2 separate regions of the Homo sapiens genome follow, and region 2 is linked to region 1. The links are chromatin contacts, found by Hi-C or POLR2A ChIA-PET in ENCODE. All regions are on one chromosome and are shown on one strand. The core of a region is the stretch at or near the end of the contact, and the rest is flanking DNA. Distances in the headings are between cores, read along the strand shown.

What was found. A loop is a pair of places that touch in the nucleus more often than their neighbours do. ChIA-PET counts read pairs that join two places held with the same protein, here RNA polymerase II (POLR2A). Pooled maps may share reads with other maps.
Region 2: a loop to region 1 is called in a pooled map, with 4 times the contacts of the local background. The contact joins the promoter of LUC7L2 here to the enhancer-like site in region 1. A Hi-C loop is called at or near these places in 5 of 50 pooled maps. POLR2A ChIA-PET finds 5 or more read pairs at or near these places in 3 of 52 experiments (Caco-2, H1 and activated T-cell).

Annotation. Positions count from the first base shown.
Region 1 is chr7:139,647,767-139,653,017 of GRCh38, reverse strand. All of the region lies in intron 2 of HIPK2 (homeodomain interacting protein kinase 2), which reads left to right. Among named protein-coding and RNA genes, the nearest start is that of CLEC2L, 130 kb to the right of the region's middle. RefSeq lists an enhancer at 3,403-3,672. Within about 2 kb of position 3,982, at least 20 of the 41 ENCODE cell types and tissues checked have a DNase peak (open chromatin) inside an H3K27ac peak, as active enhancers do.
Region 2 is chr7:139,356,881-139,362,131 of GRCh38, reverse strand. It overlaps LUC7L2 (LUC7 like 2, pre-mRNA splicing factor), which reads right to left and starts at 2,238. Exons shown (of 10, transcript NM_016019.5): 1 at 1,810-2,238. The coding sequence starts at 1,870. The region is part of intron 2 of FMC1-LUC7L2 (FMC1-LUC7L2 readthrough); the gene reads right to left. RefSeq lists a silencer at 1,544-1,973 and enhancers at 2,204-2,253, 2,974-3,103.

The sequences.
Region 1 (5,251 bases), core at 2,733-5,232:
ACAGGCCCCCACCACCACACCCATCTAATTTTTGTATTTTTAGTAGAGGTGGGGTTTTACCATGTTGGCCAGGTCTCAAACTCCTGACCTCAAATGATCCACCCACCCCGGCCTCCCAAAGTGCTGGGATTACAGGCGTGAGCCACCGTGCCGGCCCTGAACAGTCTTCTTTGTGTTTTCCTGCCTCTGTACCTTCGTTAATGATGTTTTCTTACCTGCAGTGCCCTCTCCCTTCTCTCAACTCTGAAGTCGGTGGTACCTAACGATTCTATTTAAATTCTGCCTCCTTGAATTCTCTCCTGTTCTTCCCAGCCTGGAGTGGAGTCCGCTGAGGTCTACTAGAGTTCAAGTTCCATGAGAACAGAGACTGTCTTTTTTTGTTCACTCTCTAATTAGTGCCCAGCACATAATGGATGCTCAATACATGTTTATTGAATGAGAGAGATTGCTCCCTCTAAACGTAGCTGGCATCTGACATTCATGATTTCTGTCTGTATTCCTTTTTCCATACGTGTACACGAGATGATAAGCTTCTTGAGAACAGCAACCATGACTTGGTATCACCCTCTAGCAGAGTCTTGAACATGCTGGGAGCTCAATAAATATCAGTGATTGAACTTACTACATAATCACTCAATAATCCAATCATGTCCCCGAGCTCAGGGGAAGGGGGAGGCAGACAGAATGCCTTCCTCCTGCTGTCTTATACAAAGCCACTCGTGAGCAGCGTCTTATGCAAACACAAGGCCCCATTCTCCCCCAGCCCAGCACTTGCCCACCTAGGAAGGATATTCTCAAGAACATGAGGCTGTTGACATCACATTCCTTTTCCAAAAATGTGCAAAGGACTACAGAATTGTTCAAGAAGCAGTGATCCAGTGCTTGGCTAGTTAATTCCTGAGTAAGCCACTCTGAAAACTGATTATAATCCTGTTTCAAATGGAGAATTGGGAGAAGGCCAATAAAGGGTATATTATTGTATCTTGTAGGAGGGAAGAATCCGGCAGATATTCACTGAGTTATGGCGCCAGAGCCTTCCTCTCTAATGTTATTGTAAATAATTGTTAGAGTAGAAAGCCAGATCAGCAAAGTGAGACTCCAGCATTGCAGTTCCTCTCCACGGAGGTCTTATATAACGAAGACCTCCATAAACAAACATTGCAGAAACATAACATCGGATCTCTCCTCTTAAAGTTCACACTGTGTAATGTAAAGTGGAATAATCATTTTACATTCCTTGTAAGTTCTAAGAAGTCCCTTCTGGGGCAGCTGTTTGCTAAACCTTTTTTGTTTGTTTGTTTGTTTAATAAAAGAAAACAAATTGTGTACCTCTCCACAGTGCCCCCGCTATAGAGCTAAAAGCAGTGATTTCATGTAAGTGTTTCATTTGTCCCCCTCCAGCTCGCCTCTCTCCTAGGAGTCACGAACTCAAGTGCCTCCAGGGCCAGGTAGGTGGTCAGTGAGCTGGTAATGACTAAGGTCTGCATCTGGTGACACACACGTGCAGAGGGCAGCCTTATCCAGCCCCAGGTCATTGTGACCACGAACTGACAAGTGGCCCAGAGTTGCCAGAGCTTTTGATTTTCAGCAGGAAATCCAAACTTTTAGGAATATCACCTGAGTTCTAAATGTTAATAGCTAGTTGAAAAAATTTAATATCTATGCAGGCCAAAGAGTGTCTGTCTCTGTGCCGGGTTCATCCTGTGGAATAGCAGCTTGCAAACTTCATGCCATCCGTTCAGTCTTGCCTGCATTTGGGTGCTTGGAAGTCCTCCTCAGGCTGTGTTTTCCTTGTGCCTCCTACCTTTTTAGAAAGTGCTTCATTGGTTCCCATCAGGGCAGGGCAGGGGCTGGATGGAGGACCTAGTGATGTGTTGGGTATCAGGGGGTGCTGACCTAAGGCTTGTTGGAAACACAAATCCAGAGCTTCTCTGCGTGCTCCCTCCCCTCTTAGAGACGCCCAATCAGTATCTGTCACTGCATAACGAAGTACCTCAAAATTCCGTGGCTGACACAATAAACATTATCTCACCGTTGCTGTGCTCCAGGAATTTGGGAGCAACATGACAGGACGATTCCCACTCCAGTTCTGTCATGAGGTGGCGGTGAGCTCTTAGCCCAGGCTGCAGTCACCCAAGGGCGTGACTGGGGCTGGAGGGTGTTCTTCCCAGGTGGGTCACCCTTGTGGCTGGCAAGCCAGAGCTGGCTGTTGGCCAGAGGCCTGGGTTCCATCCACGTGGATCTCTCCACAGGGCCATTGAGGGTCCTCTTCCAGAGTAAGTGATTCAAGGCAGAGCAAAAGCAGAAGCCACATGCCTTTTACAGCCTAGTCTCAGAAGCCACACATTGTCATTTCTGCGCTGTCTTATTGGTTACACAGGTTTGCCCTGCTCAGTGTGAGAGGAGACCACACCAGGGTGTTGACTTCCAGGAGAACTGGGTCCTCAGGGGCCATCTTAAGGGCTGGCTGTCACAGCTGTGATCACAACCCTCAGTCGGTCCCTTATGAACAAATGGTCCAACCCTGAGAATAGTTTAAAAAAAAAAAAAACCCGAAGGGAATAAAATATATGTCATAGTGATTTGCACCTAATATTCAGCCCACTTACTATTGTGTTCCCCAGATCAGCCTCAGAAATTAAATATCCTTTTTTTTTTTTTTTTTTTTGAGATGGAGTCTTGCTCTGTCGCCCAGGCTGGAGTGCAGTGGCACAATCTTGGCTCACTGCAACCTCTGCCTCCTGGGTTCAAGCGATTCTCTTGCCTCAGCTTCCTAAGTAGCTGAGATTACAGGTTCATGCTACCACACCCAGCTAATTTTTGTATTTTTAGTAGAGATGGAGTTTCACCATGTTGGCCAGGCTGGTCTTGATCTCCTGACCTCAGGTGATCTGCCTGCCTTGGCATCCCAAAGTGCTAGGATTACAGGCGTGAGCCACCATGCCTGGCCTAAATATCCTATTTTTATATCCCATCTTAGAACTGTCTTCCCTGAATGTATCTAAAGTCACTTTTTAAAAATATTTTTTAAAATCCTACCCATACCACCTCTTCAAGCGATAGACTGAGGTGTACCAAACAGAAGAACCCTTGCTTTTCAAGGGAACCCTTTCGCTTGCTGCTTACCCCTGTCTGCTTCCAGGGGTATTCCTAGGTCTCTCAGTTGCTCGAGCAACTAAACCTAACCAACTTCTCTACTAAACCTAACGTTTTGTAAAGATTTGAAAGGAAAATCACTCTGAACAAAGAGTAGTCCCTGCTTTGGTATACCAGTAGCACCTGTGAAGACAGGTGGCCCCAGAAGTTTTCTGGGACCCTCTGAATTGGTAGGAGAGGGGCACCAGTTAATCAGAGGCACAGACAGGGAGGAGCAGGGTTGCTCCTGTTCCTGCAGCAGTATCCATTTCTGGGACCCACTTTCCAAACCACCCCCCCGAATTCTAACAGCAGGAGACACACACACACACATACCCTCAGGCTCTACATCACCTCTGCCTCCTTCAAGACCACCCTTAATATTCATTTTAACCAGATTTTGCCTGAATAAAAACGTGAAGGGGAAGAAAAGGTGCCCCAGTGTGTTTTCCCCTAGGAAAATCCCTACTGGTAACTAGTCTTATTTGCTCAATAAACAAAATCTTAGGCTGGGAACTGAAGGTCAGCACAAGCAGCATCTGCGGGTGTGCACCGGGGCTCTGGGGCCCTGTAACATTTGCGCGTGTACCTGGGGGAAGGGGTGCTGCATCGGCCCGCCCCCCGCAGCCACCCGCCGCAGCAGTGGTCACCGAGTCAGGGTGTGGGGAGGTGGAAATGAAATGCATAATTCATAGGCCGCTGTGGTGTCCAGTCTGTGGGAGGGGTGGTAATTACAGAACTGAGAAATGAGGCTGCAGCGGGCAAGTCACCTCTAGGTTAGAGGCTGCTATGATAGATGGCCTGCATTGTTCTCTTTCTGACCTTTTTCTGAACTTCCCCTTAGAAGAACAGAGGAAATATGGTGCTGCCTTTTCCCATATTGTTTTTGAATAATACCTTCAGACGCCAGCTTTTAGAGTTTCTGTTCTTCCGTTTGGGGTTTTGCTTCCCCCTCCACCCGCCCAATGCCTTGCTTCTTTCCATAGAAAAATCGAATCACTAATGACTTTATCCTAGTATTAATGGTAAATACAGACTACACAAATATTTGTCCACACTGAACACAATACATACGGGGAAAGGAAAAAAAAAACCCGCAGCACCCTCTCCCTCCTTCTGCTCCGCCCTCCACTGCCAAGCAAGACAATCCCAAGAGCCGTCCTCCGTCCTCCGTAATGATGCAGACGGGGCTGATGAGAAGGGTGGGGGGCGTTGCTCGGTAGGAAGTGATGGAACCTAAGCTCTGGCTTGCAGAATAGAATCGTTTTAACCGGACGTGAAGGTGCAAGCAGGAATGATGCTCACTCCCATGTAAGCTATTGATGCTATCCCGGGGGGATAAAGTAACAAGGCTGGGGACTGTGTGCCGTATTCCCTTCATCAGCCTTTCCACTGTGTAACCCGAAAGCCGCAACGTCGTTTCCCTCCACGCTTCTCTCTGCCGCTAGTGATTTCCTGGTCTGAACTGTGACTCCCTAGTGATGGCCTGTAACTTTGGGTTCTGTGATCATCTGAAGTCTATCAACCTCTATATAGTCAGGGAAACCCAGAAGAGGGAAGAGGGAAGATTTCTGTTTGATTTTCACACAAGCAAGACTTACTAAAGAGTTAGGCAGAATTGTTCACTTAGCCTTCAATTCAAAATTGAATCTCAGGTTGAAACTTTGGGGTATGTGGGGTTGTTTTGTTTTTTGAAAAATGTACCCCTTTTGAGGCCAAATGAAAAGGAACTAGACAGTTCTGTGTCAGAGCCTTTCAGACTGGGGGTGGAATTTGGTTAGCTCCATTTAGCGGGTTAATGTTGATTGAACTCCTGCTGTGTGCATCACCACCCTGAGCTGTGTGGCAGCTGAGCACTTCCCTGGGAAGCAAATATAGGTTCTGTCTCCTCAAGGAACTTTTGATCTCTTGGGGGAATCCAGGACAAGCCTAAATACAACCATACAAAGACCTACTTACACAGCTGACACTACAGAGACAGGCCTGCCAGGCAGGCCCTCGCTGATTTCCAGTGATGCCACAAAACTTTTCTTCCTTGGCAAAAAAGAAACTAAGCTGTTCATACCAATGATCACTGTCATTCTTTCAAACATCTCACAGGTTTTTTTATGGGTTT
Region 2 (5,251 bases), core at 989-3,488, 290 kb after region 1:
AAGTCTGAAGGTTAAAAAAAAAAATCCAGTAACAGACACATAAAAAAATACACAAAGTGGATTTTAAGAAATCCATGTTTCTGCTGACTACACACACAGAAATATATATATTTAAATTTAGCTTTGCAATACTAGACGGGCTGCCTAATTCAGAAACTTATCAGGAGATGGTTTACCTTGATCCAACTACCCTCCCAGTAAAACTAAGAAATCCAATCCATGAAGAAGATCCCAAAAATGGTATCCATCAAGGATTAAAAGGATCATGTAAAGCACGTCTTAAATAACTTAATTTTATTACACAGATTAGTTATTCTGTTAGCTAGGATCCAATGAAACCCGTTCCCAATACCCTCTCTCATGTTGGAAAAGGAGGAATGTTAAGACATGCTGCAGTGATAAAGTAACCATTCTTATCTAAACGTGAGAAATGATAACAGTTAAAAGTTTCTCCAGTGGCATTTTAAGTTAATGTTAACTTTCCATACAAAACTCATTTCCTTCCCAATCTTTCCTCTCTACACAACCACAAGTAGGTTTGCCATCTACACCTATTTGTCTATATATTCTACAAATAAAAGTTCCCAATATGGGTTTTTATTAAAACTGAAAATGTGAACACTGAAAAGCCACTCTACGCACTGCTGAAAGATTTGAATGCAATAAAATTTTTAAAATTTACTCATATTTTGCTGTAAAGCACTCATGTAAATTAAAAGAGTAACTTAAAAACTAAATTTAAGACGTGCCTTTTCTCTTAAATCAATACACTTAAATAACTTCTCAAGAAAAAAAGCATTTCCTTAGTGGCTAAGAAACTATCTGCCTAAAGAAGCAACACATAAAAACTACCAAGGATTTTGCTGTGTTAAGAAAGTAATGAACTAGACCTTTCCTACATATTTGAATGTATTTAAGTTGAATTTGAGAGTACATTACTAATTAACATCACCAAAAAAGCAACAGCATTTCATCATTTTATTTAGAAATTCTCTTTATGACAAAGGATAATCCAGCAATTAAGGGCTCTCTATACAGATTCTAAACTAAACGCCTGAAAGGATCTTTGTTCTCCTCTATTCTACTTCACTGGGTACCAAATTTTCAAAATCGTTCTGTTAGGGACATGCAACATTTGTCAATATTTACTGAACAAAGCCTCTATTAAATTGTCTAACAAAATGGAGGTCTCTCGGAAAAACAGGCCATAACATGTTCCTTCTCACAAAATGGGGCCAAACACACCCACTTAAGAAACCATGGTTTGGGTCAGATTTTCCATAAAAATGGTTGTTTCTGTGGGGCTCGAGGGTGCATCTCTGAGACTGGGTTAGTAATAAAGGTTTCCTCCTGACCCAGGAAGAGGAGGGGGAAGCTTCTCTCTAGGTACTCTGGAGGACGGCGGCGAGGGATGATCCCAAAGCTCTGGGTTAAGGAATTATATCGGGGGTGGAGGCCTTAGCTTTCCGCAGGTACCTAACCAGCGACAAAACGGGCCCCCCAACTACGCAACAGAGACGCGGGCTCTCCCGTCTCAGCCAAGTCAACATTAAAAGCACAAACTCTCCTTTCTGCCTCCAGGCCCCGCCTCACCCCATTGGCAGCAGTTCCCGCCAATCCGCATGGTCACCGCCCCCCCTGCCCGCCTGCCGAGCCCTGATTGGATGGGACGGGGGACGGGGACCTCGTGTTACCAATCTGGGAGCCCCTTACTCAGCCACACGCGCGCGCCCAGGTGCGCCCTCGGAACCCCTTCCCTTCGCCGTCCCCGTCCCCTCCCCCACCCCCAGGGCCCTGGCAGAGACTTACCGTCCCGGGAGGTGCCCATCAACTGGTCCAGCATCGCGCGCATCTGGGCCTGCGCCGACATGGCGGCGGCGTAGCGGGCGGACGGGCGGGGGTGGGGCGCAGACCGGGCCCTTTTGGGCTGGGGGATAAGGGGAAGGGATGGGGGAAGGTGCGCTGCTGTCTCGGTGGCCGCCGCCGCCTCGAGGCGTGCGGAAAGGGAGCCGGAGGGGTTGCGGGAAGAGTCCGGACTGCGCTCCTCACGACGACGTGTACGTGGAAGACGACAGCCCCCGACAGCGACCCTCGTGCCCTCACTCTCCGTCCGGTTCTTGGGACAGAAGCGACACGGGCCAAGCAAGCTCTCGCCTTCAACACCGCCACCCGCCAGAAGCCGTCAACCCCCCCTCAAGCTCTGACGCCGCTCGCCGCCACCGTCGCCACGACGGGAGCGCGCACGCTCCTCGCGCTCAGTCGTTTCCCGCGGGGGCTCCACCAACTGGCGTCCAGCTGTATCACTCCGCCCGCCCCGCCCGAGTGGAGTTCCACCCTAACGGCTCTGGGCGCGTGCACGCGCGCTCCTCCCGCCCCTTTACCCCGGATCTCGCGATACTCTGGTTCCTTAACTGACTGTGCAAGCCGGATCCGCCCCGAGGCGCCAAACCTTACATTACATTCCCTCCCGGCTGTAGGGCTGGCGGCTAAGGCTGCGCTGCCCGCGGTGATGGCGATTCAGACCCAAATTAGCAAAATGCGCTAGAGGTTAGCCTGGGCGGAAAGTAAGTAGAGACCATGCCCATCGTCGACCGGACTGCGGTCAGCCTCCTTGGCGTCTGAGGTGGGCGTGCTCGGGGCGAACGCCCGCCCCGAGTGGCGTGGACGCGTCCTGGTTCTCGTGCGCCTTTCCCGGCCGGGAGCAGGCCTGTCTCGCCGCCGCCGGGGCCGCGTTCCTTCCGCTGCGTGGGGCTTTAAGGCTCCTCGGCTGGGAAGTGTCAACTTCAGGAGAAAGCGCCCGAAAGCAGTACCCTAGGAAACAGGCGCGCCGACCCATTCGGATTCATCTTTACCTACAAGGTCGCGGGCGGCTTAGTCTGAATGTGAAACCATAAAAACTCAGCGTATTCTCAGCTACTGGGGAGGCGATCTCGGGGAGCAGGGAGCCAGCGGCGCTGGCCGCAGGGAAGCCTGGATTCTGAAGCCCGGCCCGTGACTGGGGCCTTGGCTTCAGTTCTACCCCTCGTAGGGCTGGTGGAGGTGGTCACACGTCTGCTATGGCGTGGCTGTTAGAACAAACTGGAATAAAATACTTAGCCCTGAGCCTTTCCCTGGTGTTTCTAAAAACTGTTTTAGTAAAATATTAATTCCTTGCCGGGCGCGGTGGCTCACGCCTGTAAACCCCGCACTTTGGGAGGCCAAGGGAGGTGGATTGCCTGAGGTCAGGAGTTCAAGATCAGCCTGGCCAACATGGTGAAACCCTGTCTCTACTAAAAATATAAAAATTAGCCGGGCGTGATGGCGGGCGCCTCCCCAGCTACTCGGGAGGCTGAGGCAGGAGAATCGTTTGAACCCGGGAGACGGAGGTTGCAGTGAGTCGAGATGACGCCACTGCGCTGCAACCTGCGCGACAGAGCGAGACTTCTAAAAAAAAAAATTCCTTAAGTAAGACATAGGTCAGTGTGCAGGAAGAAAGGTTGCTTAAAAAGAAATCTAAAACTGTAAGAAAAATGAATGAGTTAATAAAACCAAATGTTTAAGAAGACAGGCACTTTCTAGATACTTTGAAAGGACATAATAGAGATTTGTGTTCCATTAACACTGTATATTCATCGCCTAAAAAGAAATTTAAAACTGTAAGAAGAATGAGTTAATAAAATCAAATGTTTAAGAAGACAGGCACTTCCTGGATACTTTGAAAGGAAATAATAGAGATTTGTGTTCCATTAACACTGTATACTCATCGCCTTGGAACTGTTATTAGCAGATCAATAAAAAACATGAATAGTAGTAATAGTCCCAAAATTCCTTTAAATGTATATTGCGGCTGGGAGGGATGGCTCATGCCTGTAATCCCAGTACTTTGGGAGGCAGAGGCGGGCGGATCACCTTGAGGTCAGGAGTTCGAGACCAGCCTGACCAACATGGTGAAATTCCATCTCTACTAAAAATACAAAAATTAGCCGGGCATGGATGCGCGTGCCTGTAATCCCAGCTACTCGGAGGCTGAGGCAGGAGAATCACTTGAACCCGGGAAGTGGAGGTTGCAGTAAGCCGAGATTATGCCACTGCACTCCAGGCTGGGTACAAAGCAAGACTCTATCTCAAAAATAAATGCGTATTGGGCCAATGAAAATTTTTGAGGTCGGACGCAGTGGCTCACACCTGGAATCCCAGCACTTTGGGAGGCCGAGGCGGGCGAATCACGAGGTCGGGAGTTTGAGACCAGCCTGCCAACATGGTGAAACCCTGTCTCTACTAAAAATAGAAAAAATGAGCTGGGCGTGGTGGCGCATGCCTGTAGTCCCAGCTACACCGGAGGCTGAGGCAGGAGAACCGCTTGAACCCAAGAGGCGGAGGTTGCAGTGAGCCGAGATCGCGCCATTGCACTCCAGCCCTGGTGAGTGTGAGACTCCATCTCAAAAAAAAAAAAAAAATTATTTTGAATCAAGTTATCTTTAGTAATACACAAAATAGCTTCTCTTCAGTTATTCAGAGAACTCTGAATTCCAAACTCCAAATACTAGGATATCCTTTGGGAACTGATTTATAATAATAGAAAAATGTGCAAATTAATATGTCTTTGAGGGATACACTATTATGTACACAATGTGATCTGACCCTGAAAAACAGTGTATTTAAAGAAATACACTAAAACCAATAATTATGTTTTGTTGAAGAGATTTGAGTTCTTTTTTTTATTTTAGATGTCTTATAAACAGCATATAATTGGGGCTTAAAAATAGTCTATACAATACATAATGATCAAAATTGAGGAGTGAAATTGAGGAGTGAATTAAGTGATGTTCACTCTTGGAAGCATTGATGATTTATATTCATGTAATTACTCCTGTGTTTGGGTTTAAAACTCTTATTTTTGCCTATTTGTCTCATCTATTTCATGTTTTTCTCTCCTTTCCTGCCTGATTTTTAATCATTCCAATTTCTTCCACTCTAGTAGTGTGGAAGTTTCATTTTATTATATTTTTATTCTTTCAGTGATTACCCTAGAAGTTATAATGTGTATCCTTAAGGTATCAAAGTCTAATTTAATCAATACCTTTATACTCCCCTCCCCCAAGAGAGGTAATACAAGGAACCTAGAACACTAACTCCATTTACTCTCATCCCAAGTTATATGCTCTTGTTACCAGGTCTTTTAGTTCTCTTATTTTTTAAAACCAAGTTTTATATAATCAATGTTCTTTATTTACCACTTATTTTGCTCTTCATTCCTTCGGAAATCTCTGCC